Linked DNA regions of Homo sapiens: region 1 is linked to region 2. The links are chromatin loops, found by intact Hi-C in ENCODE. Cell type or tissue: Caco-2. All regions are shown on one strand. Each heading gives the region's core, and the rest is flanking DNA. Links, peaks and the distances in the headings are about the cores only.

Evidence for each region. Peaks named below come from ENCODE experiments on the same cell type or tissue, not always from the same donor. Only the 100,000 strongest peaks of a DNase experiment are listed, where the experiment ranks them.
Region 1: a loop joins it to region 2, with 5 times the contacts of the local background. A loop is called at or near these places in 2 of 110 quality-filtered maps.

What each region holds. Positions count from the first base shown.
Region 1 is chr14:48,799,252-48,809,951 of GRCh38, forward strand. All of the region lies in intron 4 of LOC105378178 (a long non-coding RNA gene), which reads right to left. Among named protein-coding and RNA genes, the nearest start is that of RPS29, 780 kb to the right of the region's middle. In Caco-2, for the core only: no CTCF peak of the experiment used is centred there; a DNase peak (open chromatin) is centred at 6,280.
Region 2 is chr14:48,909,188-48,919,887 of GRCh38, forward strand. The region is part of intron 4 of LOC105378178 (a long non-coding RNA gene); the gene reads right to left. Among named protein-coding and RNA genes, the nearest start is that of RPS29, 670 kb to the right of the region's middle. In Caco-2, for the core only: no CTCF peak of the experiment used is centred there; a DNase peak (open chromatin) is centred at 5,394.

The DNA.
Region 1 (10,700 bases), core at 1,385-9,384, 110 kb before region 2:
TTAGAAAATACTGTTTTATTTGCTTTGAGAACTGAATGCAAGATTAAAAAAAAAATCTTAAAGAATGATAGAAAAACTGAAGAAACAAAAGGAAAAACAGTAGAGCCCACTCTGACAGTATCGACATCATGATTTCAGCCTTGGTTCAGTTCTTGCATTCCCTCAAAACATATGCACCACAGAAAAGCCTGAGCAGACGTTGTTAGAATCCCAGCTTTTCATGTAAGAAAACTAAAGATAAATTCATAAAGTAAAACTGGCTCACCTACTTTAAGGAATTGTCTGATGACCAAAGAATTAATTCCTTGTTATAAAAATGGCATTTTTTAGCAAGAGTCTCAAATTTCACAACAGATCATGCTACCAACACAGCTACTACACAGCTATTTAATCTCAGAAACGTTATACCAGCAATCTGGGTTTTTTTTTTTTCATTTTTAAAATAGAGTTTAATTTTTTAGTTTTGATACATGTATAGAGGTTAAATTTTTAGTTTTGATACATTGCATACATTGTGGAATGATCAATCAGGCTAAGTAACATATCCATCACCTCAAATATTTATCATTTTGGGGGTGAGAACATTTTAAATTGTTAGTTATCTTTAAATACACAATACACTATTATTAACTCTATGTTGTGCAATAGATCACCAGAACTTATTTCTCCTGTCTGACTGAAATTCAGGTCCCTTTCACTAATGTCTTTCCTTTCCCCGTCAATCTCCCCTTACCCCCCCAACCTCTGGGAACCACCATTCTGATCTATACTTCTACAAGTTTGACTTTCTTAGATTCCTCGTACAAGATTATACTTGTCTTTCTGTGTCTGATTTATTTTACTTAGCATAAAGCTGGTTCTATCCTCTAGGTTCACCCATGTTGTCAAAAATGAGAGAATTTTCTGGTTTTTTGAGGCTGAATTGTATTCTATTGTATATATAGGTTTTTTAAAAATCTATTCCTTCACTGTTGGGCAAGTTGATTGTTTTCATTTCTTAGCTATTGTAAGTAATGTTGCAGTGAGCATGGGAATGCAGACATCTCTTTGACATATTAATATTAGTCCCTTTGACTATAAACCAGAAGTGCAATTACTAGGTCTTATGGTGATTCTGTTTTTAGTTTTTTTGAAGAACCTCCATATTGTTTACCAAAATATGTGTACTAATTTACAATACCACCAACAGTGTACAAGGCTTCCCTTTTCTTCACATTTTTGACAACCTTATTTATCATCTTTTTTATAATAACTAATCCAACAGGTGTGAAGTGATGTCTCATTGTGGTCTAATTTGGATCTCTGATAAGAGATGTTGAGCATTTTTTCATATGTCTGTTGGCCTTTTGTATGTTTTCTTTTGAAAACTGTCTATTCAGATTCCTTTGCCAATTTTTGATAGAGTTATTTGTTGTCCTAATATGGAGTAATTTGAGTTCCTTGTATATTTTGAATATCGGCCATTTATCCAATGTATAATTTGAAAATATTTTTATCAGTATGTAGATTGTCCCTTCACTCTGTTGTTTCCTTTTTCTGTGCAGAAGCTTTTTAGCTTGATGCAATTCCAATTGTCTATTTTTGCTTTTGTTTACTATGCTTTTGGGATCTTTTCCAAAAAATCACTGGCCAGATCAATGTCATAGAGCTTTTACCTTATATTTTCTTCTAGTAGTTTTACAGTTTCGGGCCTTATATTTAAGTCTTTAATTCATTTTGAGTTGACTTTTGTAGAAAGAGTGAGATAAGAGTCTAATTTCATTCTCCTGTATGGAGATACCCCATTTTCCCAAAACTTACTGAAGAGATTCTCTTTGTCCCACTGTGTGTTCTTGGAACCTTTGTCACAAATCAACTGACCATAAATGTGTGGGTTTATTTCTGGGCTCTATATCCTATTCTATTGTTTCATGTGTTTGTTTTTATGCCAGTACCATATGGTTTTTATAATTATAGCTTTGTAGTATATTTTGAAATCTGTAGTGTGTTGCCTCCAGCTTAGTTCATTTTTGCTCAAGATGGCTTTGGCTATTTTGGATCTTTTGTGGTTTAATATTAATTTTAAGATAGTTTTTTCTATGTTCGTGAATAATGACATTGGAATTTTGTAAGGTATTACATCTGTAGATTTATTTAGGTAGTGTAGACATTTTAACAATATTAATTATTCCAATCCAAGAATATGAGTTTTTTTATTTATTTGTGTCATCAATTTATTTCATCGATGTTTACAATTTTCAGTGTATAGATCTTTTACTTCCTTGGTTAAATTTACTTTTAAGCATTTTTCTTATGCTGCTACAAATGGAATTGTTTTCTTTACTTCTTTTTTAGGTAGTTCTTATTAATGTATAGAAGTATTACTGACTTTTGTAAGTTGATTTTGTAACCTGCAACTTTATTGAATTTTTTATTTCAAATAGTTTTACAGTAGAGTCTTTAAGATTTCCCACATTACAAGATCATGTCATCAGCAAACAGAGACAATTACATAATTATTTTATACTTAGATGCAATTTATTTATTTCTCTTGCCTAATTGCTCTGGCTAAGATGTCCAGTAGTATGCTGAATAGAAGTGGTGAGAGTGGGCATCCTTGCCTTATTACTGATCTTAGAAGAAAAGCCTTCAACTATTCAATTGTTGGGTATGTTGTTAGCTGTGGGCTTGTCATTACTGTTTTGAGATACAGTCCTTCTATATTTTATTTGTTGAGAGTTTTAATCTTGAAAGACTGTGGAATTTTGTCAAATGCTTTTTCTGCATCTATTGAGAGGATCACATGGTTTTTGTCCTTCATTCTGTTAATATGGCAAATCATGTTTATTGATTTGCGTACGTTGAGCCATCCTTGCACCCCATGGATAAATCTTACTTGATCTTGATTAATGATCCTTTTAATATACTGTGGAATATATTTTCCGAGTATTTTATTGAGGATTTTTGCTTCTATGTTCATTAGTGATATTAGCCTGTAGTTTCCTTTTCTTGCCGTGTCTTTGCCTGGCTTTGGTATCAAAGTGATGCTGACCTTGTAAACTGAGTTTGGAAGTATTCCTTCTGGTTCAAATTTTCGGAAGTGTTTGAGAAAGATTGGCATTAATTCTTCATATATTTCGTAGAATTGAGCCAAATAGCCTCCTGTTCCTGGGCTTTTCTTTGATAGAAAACCTTTAATTACTAATTAAATCTCCCTACTCTGTATTGGTCTGTTCAGATTTCCTATTTCCTTGTGATTCAGTCTTGGTAGGTTATATGTTTCTAGGAATTTGTGAATTCCTTCTACGTTCTCCAATTGGTTGTAATATATTTGGCCATAGTAGTCTCTTATGATTCCTTGTATTTCTGTGTTATCTCTTGCAATATCTTCTCTTTCATTTCTGATTTTGAGTCTTCTTTTTTTTCTCTATTAAGGGTTTGTCCATTTTATTAAGCTTTTCCAAAAAAAAAGCCCCTCAATTTTATTGATCTTTTGTATTTTTTTTCTAGCGTCTATTTTATTTATTGCTTCTCTGATCTTTGTTTTAGATAAACTAGAAAAACAGAACTACTATCCAGATAATGTTAATTAAACATCCTCTTGAGCTGTGCAAAAACAAAAATTTCTATTCTATAGTACTGGGATCCACAGATGCACTTAAGAATAAGAATATGAGAGATGGAAAGCCCTCAGATACATTCCTAAGAGCAGATAGGAGGTCAAGCATCTTGACATAAAAATTGAATTATAAAATTTAGAACCTTCATATTAGTTGTTCATGACATAAAGCAAGCATATCAACAGAGTAGAATTCAGCACTGAATTTCAGTTGCTACAGATTGAAGACTGAAAGTGATATGATTTCAAACCTACACAAAAATATATAAAGCTGATGTCTAATCAGAGTGCTTTGATAATTCTGAGATTTCCAGTTCTCACTTATGGTCAAATGCAGAGTTCCCTAGGGAATTAATCAGAAAAGAACCAAATGTGTGGGTCATTTTTGCTGGGCTGGCTCATAGACTGTGCTGACAGTTCAACAAAAGAGGTAACTTGCATGATTAACAAAATCACTCTGCTCCATTTCTGTAAATTTAGCCAGAAAGACTCACTGGTTTTTAAAGAAGAGGATTAAGATATTTCAAGACAAGTGAGAAACATGAAGAAAAATTTCCTGTGTCCAACCAGACATAATATACATCATAATTGGTAGCAGCATGTTAAATTATCCTTAATCATGAAAATTAACTTATATTATGCATTCTTCCCATTTTGTATCTTTCAAATTACTTTAATTAGCACCAGTAGTATTTTTCTCTTAATCGCTTTCATGAAAATGAAGATTATCTTTTAAAAAAGTCTATTACACTGAGTTATCTTAAATCCCCAACCATATTTTATATGTTAGGCAAATATTAACTTGATTTATAAACATCAAATAATCCTTATTTTCCTCTTTATTTTAAAGGATTTTATAGAGTTTCCTGATAACTAGTATTATTTTCTTCTCAGACTGACTTTATATCTCAGTATTTTGGAAATTAAAATGTTTATTTCTATTACCCCCATGGATTTGATATCCTCACATATTCATGCTAGATAAATTGCATATTTTTAGGTATTGCCATATTTTCTAGATAGGAAATATCTGGTCATCTTTTCACACACAAAAGAGAAATTATGTGTGAACTAATGTTTTTCAAAACACGGTACACTGGCATCAGAGTACTTGTTGCAAATACAAACTGCAGGCTCCACTGCAGATCTACTGAAAAGAAGTTAGCAGGAGAGCAGGCGCCTGTATTTTTAATAAGCTCCTCAGGAGAATTCTTATGTACACTCAAGTGCATAAAAATGCTGGAGACAGATATCTGGAATACGCAGATTTAATTTTAAATATTTTTTTACAACAATCTGCATTGAAATGACAAATTTAAAGTGTAGAGTGGGAATTTTTTTTAAGAGAAATCTACTTTATAAGGAGTTTGGAGTAGCGTCCCAGTTCTCTTACAGAACCAGAATGAGTAAAATTAGTAAATCAGCCAAAAACAGTGCAGGTCAGTTGAACCTTGGAGAGGGAAAGAAAAATAAAACAGGGAGTGAGCAGAATTGCAGAATAGTTAGAATTCTCTTCAGTTTAAGAGAAATAGTTTCTAGGGCATTATGGGAATTAAAGATCAATGCTGTTCTGCCCATATACCATTCCTGGTTGCTCCATGTATAGGACCTTCACATTATCAAAATAATGTCATGATGAAATGCACAAGCAAATAAAATGGCAATTAGAGGAGAAGCCCCACTTATTTTAGGTAGGATGTTTGATAAACATTTGCTGAGGCTGAGCCAAAATAAGGACATCAGGAAAAAAATATGAGTGATGTAGAAAATCATTAACTTGAGCCTGCCTACCTAAAAAAAGAGAGAGAGCTTTATTCCAGGAACTGCTGAGTTGCTATTTCTAGTGATTATTCCAGTGGGTTTCAGTATTAAACAATTAATTATGCCCCTATATATGCATGTTGTCTCACCTGGTTAACTCATTGGCTTCAAGTTTCCCATTCCCTCTGCTCCACAGAAGCCCAGGCAGCTTGCTGTTTGATGGCTCTCCTCCCTGCCCTTAAGTCTCAAGAGTAAGAAGCTAGCCACAGTATTATAAACATTGGTCCATTTATTTAGGCAGGTAGCCTTTATTACCATGTTTTATTTTCTGTGAATTTTTTTTATCAAAGTAATACACGTACACTTTTAAAGTCTAACTATAATGAAAAACAATTCTCTTCCTCACCTCCCCTTTTCCTGAATCCCTCTCTTCTAAAATTTTTGGCTGTTTTTTTTTTCTGACACTAACCCACCTGGTTATAAAGTTATACTCCCATTTCTTATCGACTTAAGACATTAACAATTTTATAGTATTATGTATGAAGAAGATTTAAACTTTCACTTACTAGCTCTATTTTAGTGCCAGCCTCTCTTGCTCTCCTGCTATGCTTTGGGTGTCCTTCAGTATGGAGCCTCTAGTTCAATTTCTCCACCAAATAAACCTCTCTTCTCTTGCAGGGGTGAACGAGGCAGCTGTTTCACTGTACATTGCGGGGGTCCATCCCGCAGACCCTGACCCAACGACGGATGAGTAACGTACACTGACACAGATACTCCACTTGTCAGTCCGGCTGAAAGTCCGGGCGGCTTACAGACTCCAAGTAGAGTGCTGTAAAGAGTCAGCAGCCACGGACTGGACTCGCTGGCTCTCTGGGTATTTATTTAGCACACATTAAATGACAAAAGTCTTAAGTAAACAGCAGTAGAAGGTAATTACCATTGCTGACCCCGGAGTAGAGAGCAATCACGCACGCACAGCTAGTCAAAGGTTAGTCTTAGGACTACATGAGTAAACAAGCTATTTAGATAGACTCCTGTACATTCCTATGTTAATTACCCGGGCTATAGCTCAAAGAGGATTAGGCTGCCTTCAGCCATAACTTTATCCTGAGGCTTTTGCAAAAACCTTTGGCCTTCCAAGAAGGTTTATTTTTATTTTACAATTTTCCCCACCATCCTGACTGAACCCCTACAGTACAGGTTTAGGGAGGGGCTTGGGGGGAAAATGTCTTGCAAACACTTTCAATTCATCCTTCTCATTTGAGTCCACGTCCCATCCCACGCCAGCCAAACCTGGTACACTCCAATGTACCTGCCTGGCTTTGCTTTGGTGTTCTCTTCCTAGCTCATACCATTTACTGACTTCTAAAACATATGTTGTCATTTCCTATCCAATATTTTGTTGGCTTATACCATATTTATTTTCGTACTCCCACTTTACCCAGATTTAAGAAAGGGGCTGAGATAAATGCATATGTGCAGTACACCACAGTTAAACTCAAATCTTCTGAATAGTATAATCCCTCAATTGTGTCAACAGGTCACTTATGTATAAACTAAGAGTCGCTAGTTTCTGTTTTGGTTTGGTTTAATCTCATAAAACATATTCTTATTGTTTGAATTTTGATAATGTGATGAGGCTACAGTAAAAACAGGCATTCTCATATTCGTCATGGTCGTGTAAATTGGTACAAGTTTTTTGGAAAACAATTTAGCAGTATGTATTTAAAAGCCTTTAAAATGCTAAGTCTCCTGGACCCAGTAAAATCCCACTTCCAAAAATCTGTTCTAAGGAAAGAATCTTAAAAATAAGAAAACTATGCACAAAGATATTTATTATGTACATATTCTGAAAGGATAAAATAAGGGATAATCTCATACTAACAGTAAGAAAATGGCCAAGTAAGGAAAGGCATAAACACCCAATAGAATAGACAGATATTTTAAAATGTTGTTTACAAAGACTGAAAACAATGAATTTGGCAACTAGGCTAAAGGCCCACTCAAAATATTTCTAGGCTTTAGTGAGAAAGGTTTCTTCAAATATTGAACAAAACCTTGGAAATCGGTTTATTGAAGATGTGTTTATACGTTATTAGTATGTTAAAGCTGTTATTTGGTCTTGGATAAGAATTATTCAGTATTTAAAATATCTTCTAGGAACTAATTCTTAGAAAATTATAAGCTATGTTTTACAAAAGAAAATCCAAGTATTTAAAAAACACAAGGCAGTTCAGTTCAAAACGAGTTGGGGTGTATTGGAATCAGTAGAACTTATTTTTATAGCAGTACTAAATAGCTTCTGAATGTCTGTTTTGATAATGACACATGAATATTCTTACTCCAGGGGATAGCGAAACTAATTATTTGGGAACATTGGTGTTTTGAATTTATGCCAGGATTCTCTTTTTTGAGAATAATGAAAACCACTACATATAAATTAACCCATTTGTTCACATCATTTCTCACAGATACAGGGATGGAGCAAGTAGTTTCCCAAGTTTATAATTAGTGAGCTATGAAGAATATTTAGCATGTTGTTGAAATCTGTTTATAAAACTCAGCTCTCCTGTGCTCTAAATCAATTGTTCTTTGCTCTAGCCTTGTCATTTTATTATTGTGAAAAGGATCTCTCAACTGTGATCAACTGTACTGCTGAAGAGTTTAACCTCTCATTTCCTGGTAATGATTTTAGAGTATTTTTTTCATAACCTACAGTGAGCCTGAAGCAAATGAGAACATTAATGATCAATTATGTTGTTTGAACAAAGTTTATCATTGAAATTCAATGACTGAAGTCATTGTGACAACATTACTTTAAATGAATCTGAATGGCTTAATGACCTATGTCAGAATGAAGTATCACTATATATCATTAGTATCATCTTACCAGTGCTAAGAAAATAACTAGTGAGATGTTTTATGGTAAATGACTGTCTGGAAAGATTGTTTATTTTAAAATGTATTAAAAAAAAGTTTGTCCTCCTTGATTACTACAGACGACTTCAGTCAAACTAATAACATTTATTTCATTGTCTAAGATGAAAATTTGACCCATAATTAGTATTGTACCTTAAATAATCCTCCAGTGTATACAGAATTCCATTTTAATGACTGCCATCATACCATTTCATTCTATGTGATCACTATTTTCATTTCCCAGATAAAAGACTCAATTAATACTACTTTGATGCTATAAATATAATACATTCTATTAAATGAAAGCCCTATAAAATACATGTTCTTGTAAATTCCTGTCTATATGTCTGTTGGAAATAGCATCTTTTTCATTCAGTATTAATGTGCATATGTACAATAAATTTGTATGAATGTGAATTTTAGGTTATTTTTCTGCATTATGAATATTTTCTTATATTAAGAGATGCTGGGGACGGAAGCACTGGCTCACATCTGTAATCCCAGCACTTTGGGAGGCAGAGATGGGCAGATCATCTGAGGTCAGGAGTTCAAGACCAGCCTGGCCAACATGGTGAAATCCTGTCTCTACTAAAAATACAAAACTAGCCAAGCGTGGTAGCATATGCTTGTAATCCCAACTACTCAAGAGGTTGAGACAGGAGAATCACTTGAACCTGGGAAGCGGAGGTTGCAGTGAGCCTAGATCACGCCATTGCACTCCAGCCTGGGAGACAGAGCCAGACCCCATCTCACACACACACACACACACAAAAAAAAGAGAGAGAGAGAGAGAGAGACAGAGAGAGACATAGAGATGCTGGTACTTTGAAGAGTGTGGATGGAACTGTAATAGGAATTGGGTCCTGAATGGATTCCCTTCTTATGTGTGCCAATAGCAATACAGTTATGTTTGACTCAACCGTGTGGTAATTTGAGAAAGAAAAAGAAAAGAAACATGTAACTTTAGGTTACCCCCAAACTTACCAGAAATGTGGGCATGTTCCCTTACTAAATATCAAGTCCCTGTGGTAAGGTGAAAAAGGAAAGAAAATTGCCTTGAGAATAAAATTGAGGCCTGTAATTCCATTGTGTTACCAGTTGTCAACTTTCTGTAGTACAAGCTTGTTTAAAAGGAAAGATTAAAATGTCCATATTCACAAATCGCCAATACATTTGGAAAAAGATGTCAAATTGTATTAGAAATATATTCAAACATATGTATTCTCTTCCTTGAATACTCTAATCAAATACTCAACTCCTTTAACAGTTTTTCTTGATATGTTTTTTTCTCCCAAAAATATTATTGCTCGATTTTCAGAATTCCCGTAGGATTTTGTACTTAGTTAATTTTCCACAAGGTTCTCTCTATTGTGTAATGGTTTTTCTTCATGATTATTTCTTCTACCAAGCCAGGAGCTCTTTAAAGACTGAGACTATCTTACTTATCTTTATACTCCAGGTGAAAGTCATAGGAACAATTAATTCTAAATGTTTTAAAATCATCAAATTTTATCAACAAATATTTATTGATTCCCTACTATTTTGTAATGAATAAGATAAATCCCTTCATGGAATTTACATACTAATGTAAAGTGACAGACAAATAAACAAATATCTCTTCTATGAAAAATAAAACTAGTTTGAGGATATAGAAAGTGATGAACAGGTGTTGTTTTAGGTAGAATAGACATGGAAAGCCTTTCTGGATTGGTGATTAGATTGGAGTGAATATCTCAGTGAATAAGAGAGTGCCATTGGGTGGAGATGACAAAGATTCTCTCCTTGGACAAACTCTAGACAAGCTTCTCTGAGGCCTCTTCTTGACTAGACCTCAACCTTATCCCATAAAACCTGCAGACTCTCAGTACAAATTATTTTCATCTACTGCATCCCATCCCCTATATACGCACACTGTTTAAGAGACTTGAACAAACATCAGTATAGTTTCTAACAGCTCAAGACCACATCACTAGGGTGATGACTTCCCCCTTAAGTGCCTGCCTGAAAACACTCAATGCTGCCAGGAGAATTTACTATTCTTTCCAGCCAAAACCTGGTAATAGGCAAATAGGCCCTAACCTTCTCTTAGAGCAGTTACTTTAGAAAGCTTGCAATTAGAAATATTTTTCCTACCCCTTTAGGCAGTAAATCTACTACCCCAGAGAACTGTCTTCTCAAGGACCTAAGAGCTGTTTCTTTGACATGCAATCATTCACTGAGATCACTTTCTCCCTTGTTCTCACTGTGGGAAAGTACTTAACTTTGCTTAACTTGCACCACTGCCTACTGTCATAAAGATATGAGAAGTTTGTTTCTCTTATGGGTAAGATCTAATTAGCACACCCAGTTGATGGGCCAAACACCTTAAGACCCCCAAGAGTCTTTCCCTTAGTCCACTCCAGTCTTTAAATGTCTCCTGCTT
Region 2 (10,700 bases), core at 840-8,839:
TGTGTCTTTCCCCTCACCTGAGAACAAGTTCAAATATTTTATATCAGGACAACTCTTCTTGAGCTTTTCATGCAGCTCTAGATACTGCCGAGATAATTTTTCCATGTCTTATCCAATCTTGTCAAAAATAAATCTTCATGTTATGTTTCCAATTCCTCACCTCCCATTCACTAATTCATTATTGTCTTCAGTCAACAAAACTTAACAAGTGCTTCCTGTCTGACAGTTAACTCTAACCCAAACTCTTACTTCATAAATCCACTAACATTAACATTTCAGCTTGTCTTTTTTTTTTTTTTAGTTTTTGATAGTGTTAATCACTTCATTAGCCTCCCCTCCTGCTGTGTCTCTGTGAACATACTCATTTTTACATTTTATTCTACCTCTTGTCAAGGAAAAATTGTACCAAACAGAATCAAGCCAGCAGGACTATTCAAAACTATTGCCATAGAGGAGAAAGATTAATTTTGACTCTGCTGAAACAGAAAGCAGGAAGATTTTTAAAAGCTGGTGGGAACTAATGGAAAACTACTGGAGGATGTTGTAGGAGTAGCTCAGTGTAATCAGGCTATCTGTGTTTGCCCACTAGTGTTTATTAAAGTTAGTCTCCTATGCTCCCGCAGATATGGGAGACAGGGTCGCCATCTCCTTAGGTGATATTTCAAAGGGATAATCCACAGACTCTTAAGAAAGACATTCCTGGTAACATCACACACCAAGGCCTGTTGGGGGGTGGGGAGCAAGGGGAGGGACAGCATTAGGACAAATACCTAATGCATGTGGGACTTAAAACCTAGATGACAGGTTGATGGGTGCAGCAAACCACCATGGCACATGTATATCTATGTAACAAACCTGCAAGTTCTGCACAAGTATCCCAGAGCTTAAAGTGTAATAAATAAATTTTTAAAAGAAGAAAGCCATTCCTGGATTGTAGAAGATTTACTCTCAAAGGGACAGAGGCAGAATTTACAGTTGCAAGTTTTCTAAAGTAAATGTTCTAAGTAAAGGGAAGTCAGGGGCCTATAGATAGGGTTCTTTAGAAAGAACCTGTCTAAAGTTCAGTCCAGCTGAGGGGAATGTTATGGATAATTTGATCACTGTCTATTATGCTTTCCCTTCTTTCTTTGTCCTTCTTCTGTCACATCTTAAAAGCAGGGATCTTTAGTAATTATTATTTTACCTACTGCTGCTCATTTTATTCAATACCAACCCTGGGATGCCTTGGCTATCTCATAGTTTCAGTTATCACCTGCTAGATACCCTCCACAGCTTTTCTCATTCATTAATTACCACCCAAATTGTAATTTTTCTCTCTTATATATTTCTCAAATCATCCCCCCATTAATTTCTACTATAATTTGATGCCTTAGTCATTGCAATAGCTTTTTAAATAAGTGTCCTCCTACAAGTTTGCCTTCACACAACTGTCAAACATCTAACCAAAATGTAAATGTGACACGAGACTCCATAGCTAAAAATACTTCAAATTCTCCACAGAGCCCAAAGTTAAAGCCCAGGCTCCCTAACACGGACAGCACACAAACCTCCAGGACCGGGTCCTAGCCCATCTCTTTGGCCCCATTACTCAAAAGGTTGCCCTGTGAACACCAGGATGTCTCTCATCTCCAACCCCTAGCTCACTTTTATGTTTTAACCCATTCTGTTCTCATTCTCTCAACAAACCAAATACAACTTGTTTGGTATGATCATCTAAATTGTTACTAAGTTCCTGGCCAGGCATGAGGGCTCATGCCTGTAATCCCAGCACTTTGAGAGGCCAAGACAGGTGGATCACCTGAGGTCAGGAATTCAAGACCAGCCTGGCCAACAAGGTGAAACCCCATCTACTAAAAATACAAAAAATTAGTGAGGCATGGTGGCACATGTAATCACAGCTACTTGGGAGATGAGGAAAGAGAATCACTTGAACCTGGGAGCAGAGGTTGCAGTGAGCCAAGATCGCGTCATTGCACTCCAGCCTGGGCAACAAGAGCGAAACTCTGTCTAAAAAAAAAAATTAAATAAATAAATAAATTGTTACTAAGTCCCTGATCCTCATTAATTGGGTAAGGTGCCCTCTATAATGCTCTGTATGTTACACTTTGCACTTATCTATAAGTAACTGAGTGTGTTTGTACATTTCCCCTAAACATAAAGTCCTTATGAGGACTCCATCTTTTCCATTTTAAAATGCCCAGCAAAGAATACAATGCCAAGTACATAGTAGATATCTAACAATTATTCATCGAATTAGTTATTAAATTAAATGAGCGAACAAGTGTCTTAGTCCATTCAGGCTGGTATAACAAAATACCATAGACTGGGTAGTTTATAAACAACAGGAATTTATTTCTCACAGTTCTAGGGCTGAGAAGTCCAAAAGCAAGGTGCTAAAAAGACTAGAAATCTGGTGAAGGCCTATTTCCTGGTTCATAGATGCCACATTCTTACTGTGTCCTCTCATGATAGAAGAGTGAATGAGCTCTCTAGGGCGTATTTTATAAGGACACTAATCCCATTGAAGAGGGCTCTGCCTTCATGACCGAAACACCTCCCGAAAGGTCCCCATCTCCTAATATCATCACTTCAGGGATCAGAATTGCAGCCTACCAGTTTTGGAGAGACACAAACATTCAGACCATAGCAACAGGTAAATATGTAAATGGAAGGTTGAATGACTTAGGTATCCTTTTATGCTCACAACAAGATCATAGAGAAAGCAAATATGTCCATCCATACAAATACACACATTTACTAGCAAATATAAAATGACCTTCAAATCTGTTCTGTAAGTTTAGTGAAGTCTAAGCTCACTGACTTTTTAAGTGCTTTTACCATGCATTGCACAAAATTTCTCTTGGATGGAGGGGATATGTATAAAAATATTCTAGAGGCAGAATTCAGTTAATCTGATAGAGAACCTCAGGCAATCAGAATCCTCTAAAGTCATGATAGCACACGAGACCATTTTAGAAGCAAGCCTCAGGTGCCATTCTGAAAAAGGAAAGGATGCAAGACTCACTACAAGTTTTATATCTTGTTTAAGAGCAAATGAGATGTCTAAAATATTTTAGCCAATCTAATATTTTTAAACCACTACTTTCACCCCCATAACTCATTAATATCCATTATGCTAATTAACAAGCCATTAATTCTGCCAATGAACACCCATTGCTAATGTGCTAATTAGCTAATATTTGGTGCTAGGAATAAAGAAAGCTAAAGCACTTAAAATAGTGCTTTTGGAGTGTGGCCTTGCTAATTAAATGTTAGTTGACCACCTCCGGAGTGTGAATACTGGATTAGGGCAACTGACTACCGCTCAGGTAGAGATTAAAGCTAATCAATGCACACACATTGTTTATGCTAAAGAATTGTCAAGCAGATTATGGTCACCATAGCACTCACTGTTTTACATGCACATAAACTCTGACTATTAATAATAGAACCCCGAAACTCTTGTTTAGCCTTTCCTTCCACAGAATGAGAAATTATGGTCTTAAGATTTATTTTCCAAATGCTTCTGCATGCACTTTACAAATGTGGTTTCTACAATCAATATTTAAAGGAGAAAAGAAAATATATTTGATGTACCTATCCAAATATTTAGCATTACACCTCAGAGGAAAATGTATCTTCGTGTCTTTATTATGTCATCAGCTTATGGCTTGAAGCATAAAGATAAATTTCTTCAAAGTCCTTCTTTTTATTAACAAGATAGAAAATAAATATGAACTTTTAACAATCCAAGATACAATCCTTTCTTCCTTAATATCCTCACATTAATCTTTACCTCTGCAATGGTGATGAAAACCATGTAGCATTATTATTGTTTAGTCTTGAATAAGATGTATTAGCAAAGTTAATCCAAGGGGAATGCACACTATTACGCATCTGAAACCTGCAGCATTAATACAGTTCTCAAATCTGTAGGATAAACATATAACTTTTTGGAAGTCAAAACACAATAGATCAGCACACAGCACAGCCTATTTAAATATATTTTGATATATTTCCTTCCATTTATCTTAGATATAAAGACTAGTCAATTTCATATCTCAAATATGGTTTTCTGTGTTGTATGCTTGATATACTACAGAGGACAAGGAAAGACTCCTAAGTGTCAAATAGTAAATCTTTACTCAATTCTTATAAACGTAAAGAATGACAAAAAATGGACTCTAAAGAACAAAAGAAATGTTGTTATATTGAAGTAGTTGTAACTATCCATGACAATATAACAGTGGACAGTTCATACACACACACACACACACACACACACACACACACACACACACATCCCAACACATAATAGATTTTAATCATGTTTTCTCTTAAATACCATGGGTGTTACATAGTATAAATTAATTATTTTATCTCAACTTTGTCTAAATTAAGTCAAGTTTGGTCAAAAACACTGATCTCTGTTTTCATGTTGGCTAAGGCACTCTTTACTGTGTAGAGTTCATTTGCTCTGGAATAAGTTTTTATAATATTCTATACGTTCATCAAACTGATAAATATTTTGTGCTTGTCATAGTGGAAATGAACATCCTCAGTCTTCACTATGCCAATATGTAAAATGCAACTAATCTATTCAGATGAAAATTACAATGAGAGCAATTATTTTATTTAGGATTTACCCTAAGCAAACTTGTGGGGGGAAAAAAAAACCAAAACACCTAGATTTGGTTTACAAATGATTGAACTCCTGCTCTTGACACCACTTCTATTCTAATTCCACACTGCCATATTTTATAGCTATACATGGGTCGCCGATTGATTCCCACAGTGAAATCTTTCCTGGATTTACCTATTTTGAACATAAAACAATATCCAAACCTTCCCATTTTCCATTCCGTTGAAAGGTACTACCCTTCTATTATTTTCTCTGTTCCTACATATCAATTAGAAAAGCAAATGAAGTAATTTATACTATGCTATTAATATAACAACTGAATATGGGATCCCCTAAGAAACATATTTGAATATTAATACATTCATTATTCAACAAATATTCATTGAGTGTCTCCAATGCATTAAGTATTGTTCTATTCTACACCACTGGGGAGGTATTAGTGAAGACGATCAGTGAAGAAAGCAGACAAAGACACCAGCCCTCCTGAAGCACACATTCCAGAAAAGAGAAAGAGACAACAGACACTAGTATATTTGCATATTAGGAAATGGTTAATGCTATGGAAAACAAAAAGAAGAAAATAGAACAGGATAAGAAGATCTGTAGTATAGGGAAGGAGAAAGGGTTGCAATAATTGAGAAGGTGATTTATGACCAGAGACTTGAAGGAGGTGAGGAACAAGCCATTCAGACATGTGGGAAAAGTGCCGAGAGCAAACACTGCAAAGGCCCTAAGGCAGGAAGCAGGCCTGAGATGCTTGAGGAACAGCAAAGAAGACAGTGTGGCTGAGCTCAGCAGAGTGAGCTAGGTAGAGAGTAGGAAGAAAGATAAGAAAGATAAGAAAAAAGGGGAGTGGAAGAGAAAGTCAAGATTATCTAGGGTCTTGTTAATAAATAACTTATGAACTTAACCTGTCATGACCAAAAACAGTGCAGGATGCACCAGTTACAACTGCATACTTATTCCTTTATTCATTCAATAAGTTTTAAGTGTCCAATAAATACCAAGCACTAAGTGAGGTGTGAAGATCCAAAAATGTAAATGGTGCCTTTGGAGAGTTTAAATTTAGCAGGAATACAAAGCAGGGAATTACAGCACAAAGCAAAAAGTCCTATAATGGTAATATTTATAAGACACACTCATATTATACGAGAAATAGCTCAAAGTGCAGCAGAGAAGATAGAAAGTGGAGTTTCAGAAAAGGATAGGCAGTAGTTGAACTGAGATTAGCTGAGCAGAAATGTAGATGTCTCATACATGGGAAGGGCACTCTTAGCAAAAGAAATACAGTCATGTATTACTTAATGATGGGCATACGGTCTGAAAAATGAGTCATTAGGCAATTCTCTCACTGTGTGAACATCATAGAGTGTACTTACATGAACCTAGGTGGTATAGCCTACTATACACCTAGGCTATATGGTATAGCCCATCGCTTCTAGGCTACAAACATGTACAGCATATTACTGTACCGAAACACTATAAAAAATTGGAAGACAATATTATTTGTGTATCTAGACATAGACTTCAAAGAAACAACAGTTTTTTTAAAAAGACGGGAAGGTTTTTTTTAAAAAAGACAAGAAGGTCATTATGTAATGACAAAAGGATCAATGCAAAAAGAAGATATTACAATCCTAAATTTATATGCACCTAATACTGGATCTACCAGATTCATAAAACAATCACTACAATACCTAAGTAATGAGATAGCAACACAATAAGAGTGGGGGACTTCAATACTCCACTGATAGCATTAGACATATCATCAAGAGAGAAAATTAACCGAGAAACAATGGGCTTAAAGTACATTCTAGAACAAAAGTGCACTCTAGATCTAACAGATATTTACAGAGCATTCTACCCAAGAACTGCAAAATATACACTCTTCTCATTGGCACATGGAACATTCTCCAAGACAGACCATATGATAAGTCACAAGACAAGTCTCAATAAATTTTTATAAACAAAAATCATGTGAAGTATTTTCTCAGACCACAATGGAATAAAACTAGAAATCAACTCCAAAGGCACTCCCAAAACCATACAAATACATGGAAATTAAACAATCTACTCCTGAATGAATTTTCAGGTAACAATGAAATTGAGATACAAATCAAAAAAATTATTTGAAATGAATAAATTAAGTGACACAAGTTATCAAAACCTCCAGGACAAAGCAAAAGCAATGCTAAGAGGAAATTTTATAAGTCCAAAATGCCTACATCAAAAGGTTGTCATTAAAAAAAAATGACAACTTAATGTCACACCTCAAAGAACTAGAGAATTATTCACAAACTAAACCCAAAGCTAGCTGTATTAGTCTGTTTTCACAGTGCTTTAAAGATACATGAGACTAGGTAATTTATAACCAAAAAACGTTTATTGGTTCACAATTCCACATGGCTGGAGAAGCCTTAGGAAACTTACAATCATGGCGGAAGGCAAAGGGGAAGCAAGGCATGTCTTACGTGGCATCAGGAGACAAAGAGAGCGCAGGGGAAACTGACACTTTTAAACCATCAGGCCTCATGATAACTCCTTCACTATCACAAGAGTAGCATTGGGGAAACCACCCCATGATCCAATCACCTCTTACCAGCTCCCTCCCTCAACATGTGGGGATTACAACTCAAGATGAGAATTGGGTGGGAACACAGAGCCAAACCATATCATTAGCCGAAGAAAAGAAATAATAAAGATCAGAGTAAAACTAAATGATATTGAAACAAAACTATACAAAAGATCAATGAAACAAAAAGCTGATTCTCTGAAAAGATAAACAAAGTTGATAGACAATTGTTAGATTAACCAAGAAAAGAAGAGAGAAGATTCAAATAAGGTCAATTAGAAATGAAATGGGAGACATTAGAACCAACACCAGAGAAATACAAAAGATCATTCGAGACTACTATCAATGCCTCTATGTATACAAACTAGAAAACCTAGAGAAAATTGATAAGTTCCTGGAAACACACAAAACCTCCTGAGAGAAATAGAAATCCTGAACAGACCAATAAAGAGCAGTAAGACTGAATCAGTAATAGTAATAATAATAGTAATAATAAAAAGACAACAAAAAAAGCCCAAGGCCAGATGGATTCACAGGTGAATTCTACCAGACATTCAAAGAATTGGTACCAATCCTACTGAAGCTCTTCCAAAAGATTGAGAAAAAGGGAATGCTGCCTAAATCATTCTATGAAGCCAGTATCACCACGATACATAAACAGGAAAAGGCATTTAAAAAAAAGAAAGAAAACTACAGACAATAACCCTGGTGAACATAGATGCAAAAATCTTCAACAAAATAACAGCTAACTAAATCCAACCATACATCAAAAATATAATACATGATGATCAAGTGGGTTTCATCCCAGGGATGAAAGAATGGTTTAACATATGCAAGTCAATAAATGTGACACATTACATAAACAGAATTAAAAATAAAAACCATAGGTTAGGCCAGGCATGGTGGCTCATGCCTGTAATCCCAGCACTTTGGGAGGCTGAGGCGGGCAGATCACAAGGTCAGGAGTCTGAGACCAGCCTGGCCAATATGATGAAACCCCAACTCTATTAAAAATACAAAAATTAGCCGGACGTGGTGGAGGGCACCTGTAGTCCCAGCTACTTGGGAGGCTGAGGCAGGAGAATTGCTTGAACCCAGGAGGCAGAGGTAGCAGCGATCCAAGACTGCGCCACTGCACTCCAGCCTGGGTGAGAGTAAGACTTCACCTCAAAACAAAACAAAGTAAAACAACAACAAAAAACCCCATATGTTCTTCTTAATAGATCCAGAAAAATCATTTGATAAAATCCAACATCCCTTTAAGACGAAAACCTTCAACAAACTAGGCATAGAAGGTACTCACCCCAAATTAATAAAAGCCATATGTGACAAACCCACAGCCAACATTATACTGAATGGGGAAAAGTTGAAAGCATTCCCACTGGGCATTGGAACAAGACAAGACACCACTTCTATTCAACATAGTACCAGAAGTCCTAGCCAGAGCAAGCAGGCAAGAGAAAGAAATAAAGGGCATTCAAATTGGAAAGGAGGAAGTCAGACTATCGATATTTGCTGATGATGTTATCGTATACTTAGAAAACCCAAAAGACTCCTAGATTTAATAAACAAATTCAGTAAAATCTCAAGTTACTAAGTCAATGCACACAAATCAGTACCACTGCTATATACGAACAATGACCAAGCTGAGAATCAAATCAAGAACCTAATCTCTTTTGCAGAAGTTGCCAAATATTATAATAATAATAAGAAGAAGAAGATACCTAGGAATATACTTAACCAAAAAGGTAAAAGATCACTACAAGGAGAACTACAAAACACTAATGAAAGAAATTGTAGGTGACACAAACAAATGGAAACACATCCTATGCTCATGGATTGGAAGAATCAATATTGTAAAAAATGACCATACTCCCCAAAGCAATCTACAGATACATTGCAATTCCTATCAAAATATCAACATTATTTTTCACAGAATTTGAAAAAGCATCTTAAAATTCATATGGAACCAAAAAAGATCCCAAATAGCCAAAGCACTCCTTAGCAGAAAGAACAAATCTGCCGGTATCACATTATCAGACTTCAAGTTATACTACAAGACTATCATAAACAAAACAGCATAGTATTGGTATAAAAGTAGACACATAGACCAATGGAACAAAATAGAGAATCCAGAAATAAAGCCAAATATTTACAACCAACTCATCTACAAAGCACACAAAAACACAAATTGGAGAAAGGACAGCCTATTTAATAAATGATGCAGGGAAAACTGGCTAGCCACATGAAGAAGAATGAAACTGGATCACTACCTCTCATCTTATAAAAAAATGAACTCAAGATGGATCAAAGACCTAAATGTAAGACCTGAAACCATAAAAATTCTAGAAGATAACCCTGGAAAAATTCTTCTGGACATTGGGCTAGGCAAAGAATTCATGACTAAAACCCCAAGAGCAAATGCAACAAAAACAAAAACAAATATATGGGACCTGACTAAATTAAAAGCTTCTGCTCAGCAAAAGAAATAATCAACAGAGTAAAAAGACAACCTACAGAATGGGAAAAAATATTTGCAATGTTTACATCTAACAAAAGACTGCTATCCAGAATTTACAAGGAACTCAAACAAATTAGCAAGAAAAGAACAAATAATCCCATCAGAAAGTGGGCAAAGGATATGCACAGACATTTCTCAAAAGAAGATATACAAATGGCCAATAAACATATGAAAAAAATGCTTAACATCTCTAATCATAAAGGAAATGCAAATTAAAACCACAATTATATACCACCTTATTCCTGCAAGAATGGTCATTATTAAAAAGTCAAAAAACCATAGATGTTGGCATGGATGTGGTTAAAGAGGAATGTTTATACAGTGCTGATGGGAATGTAAATTCATACAACCTCTGTGGAAAATAGTATGGCGATCCCTTTAAGAACTAAAAGTAGATCTACCATTCAATCCAGCAATCCCACTACTGAGTATCAACGCAAAGGAAAAGAAGTTATTATATGAAAAAAACACATGCACATGTAGGTTTATTGCAGTACAATTCACAATTGCCAAGATACGGAACCAACCTAAGTGCCCACTGACCAACGAGTGGATAAAGAAAATTTGGTATATATACACCACGGAAGACTATTCAGCCATAAAAAGGAATGAAATAATGTCTTTTGTAGCAACTTGGATATAGCTGGAGGCCATTATTCTAGGTGAAGTAATTTAAGAATGAACAAACTAATACCATGTGTCATCACTCATAGTGGAAGCTAAGCTATGAGCACACGAAGGCATACAGCATGATATAATGGACTTTGGAGACTCAGAGGGAGGATGTTGGAAATGAGGGTGTAAGATTAAAGACTACTTATTGAGTACAACGTACACTACTTGGCTAATGGGTGCACTAAGGTCTCACAATTCACCACTATATAATTCATCCATGTAACCAAAAACTACTTGTAAACCCCAAAAGCTTACTGGGGTACATGTGGTATTTTTAATAATTTTTTATA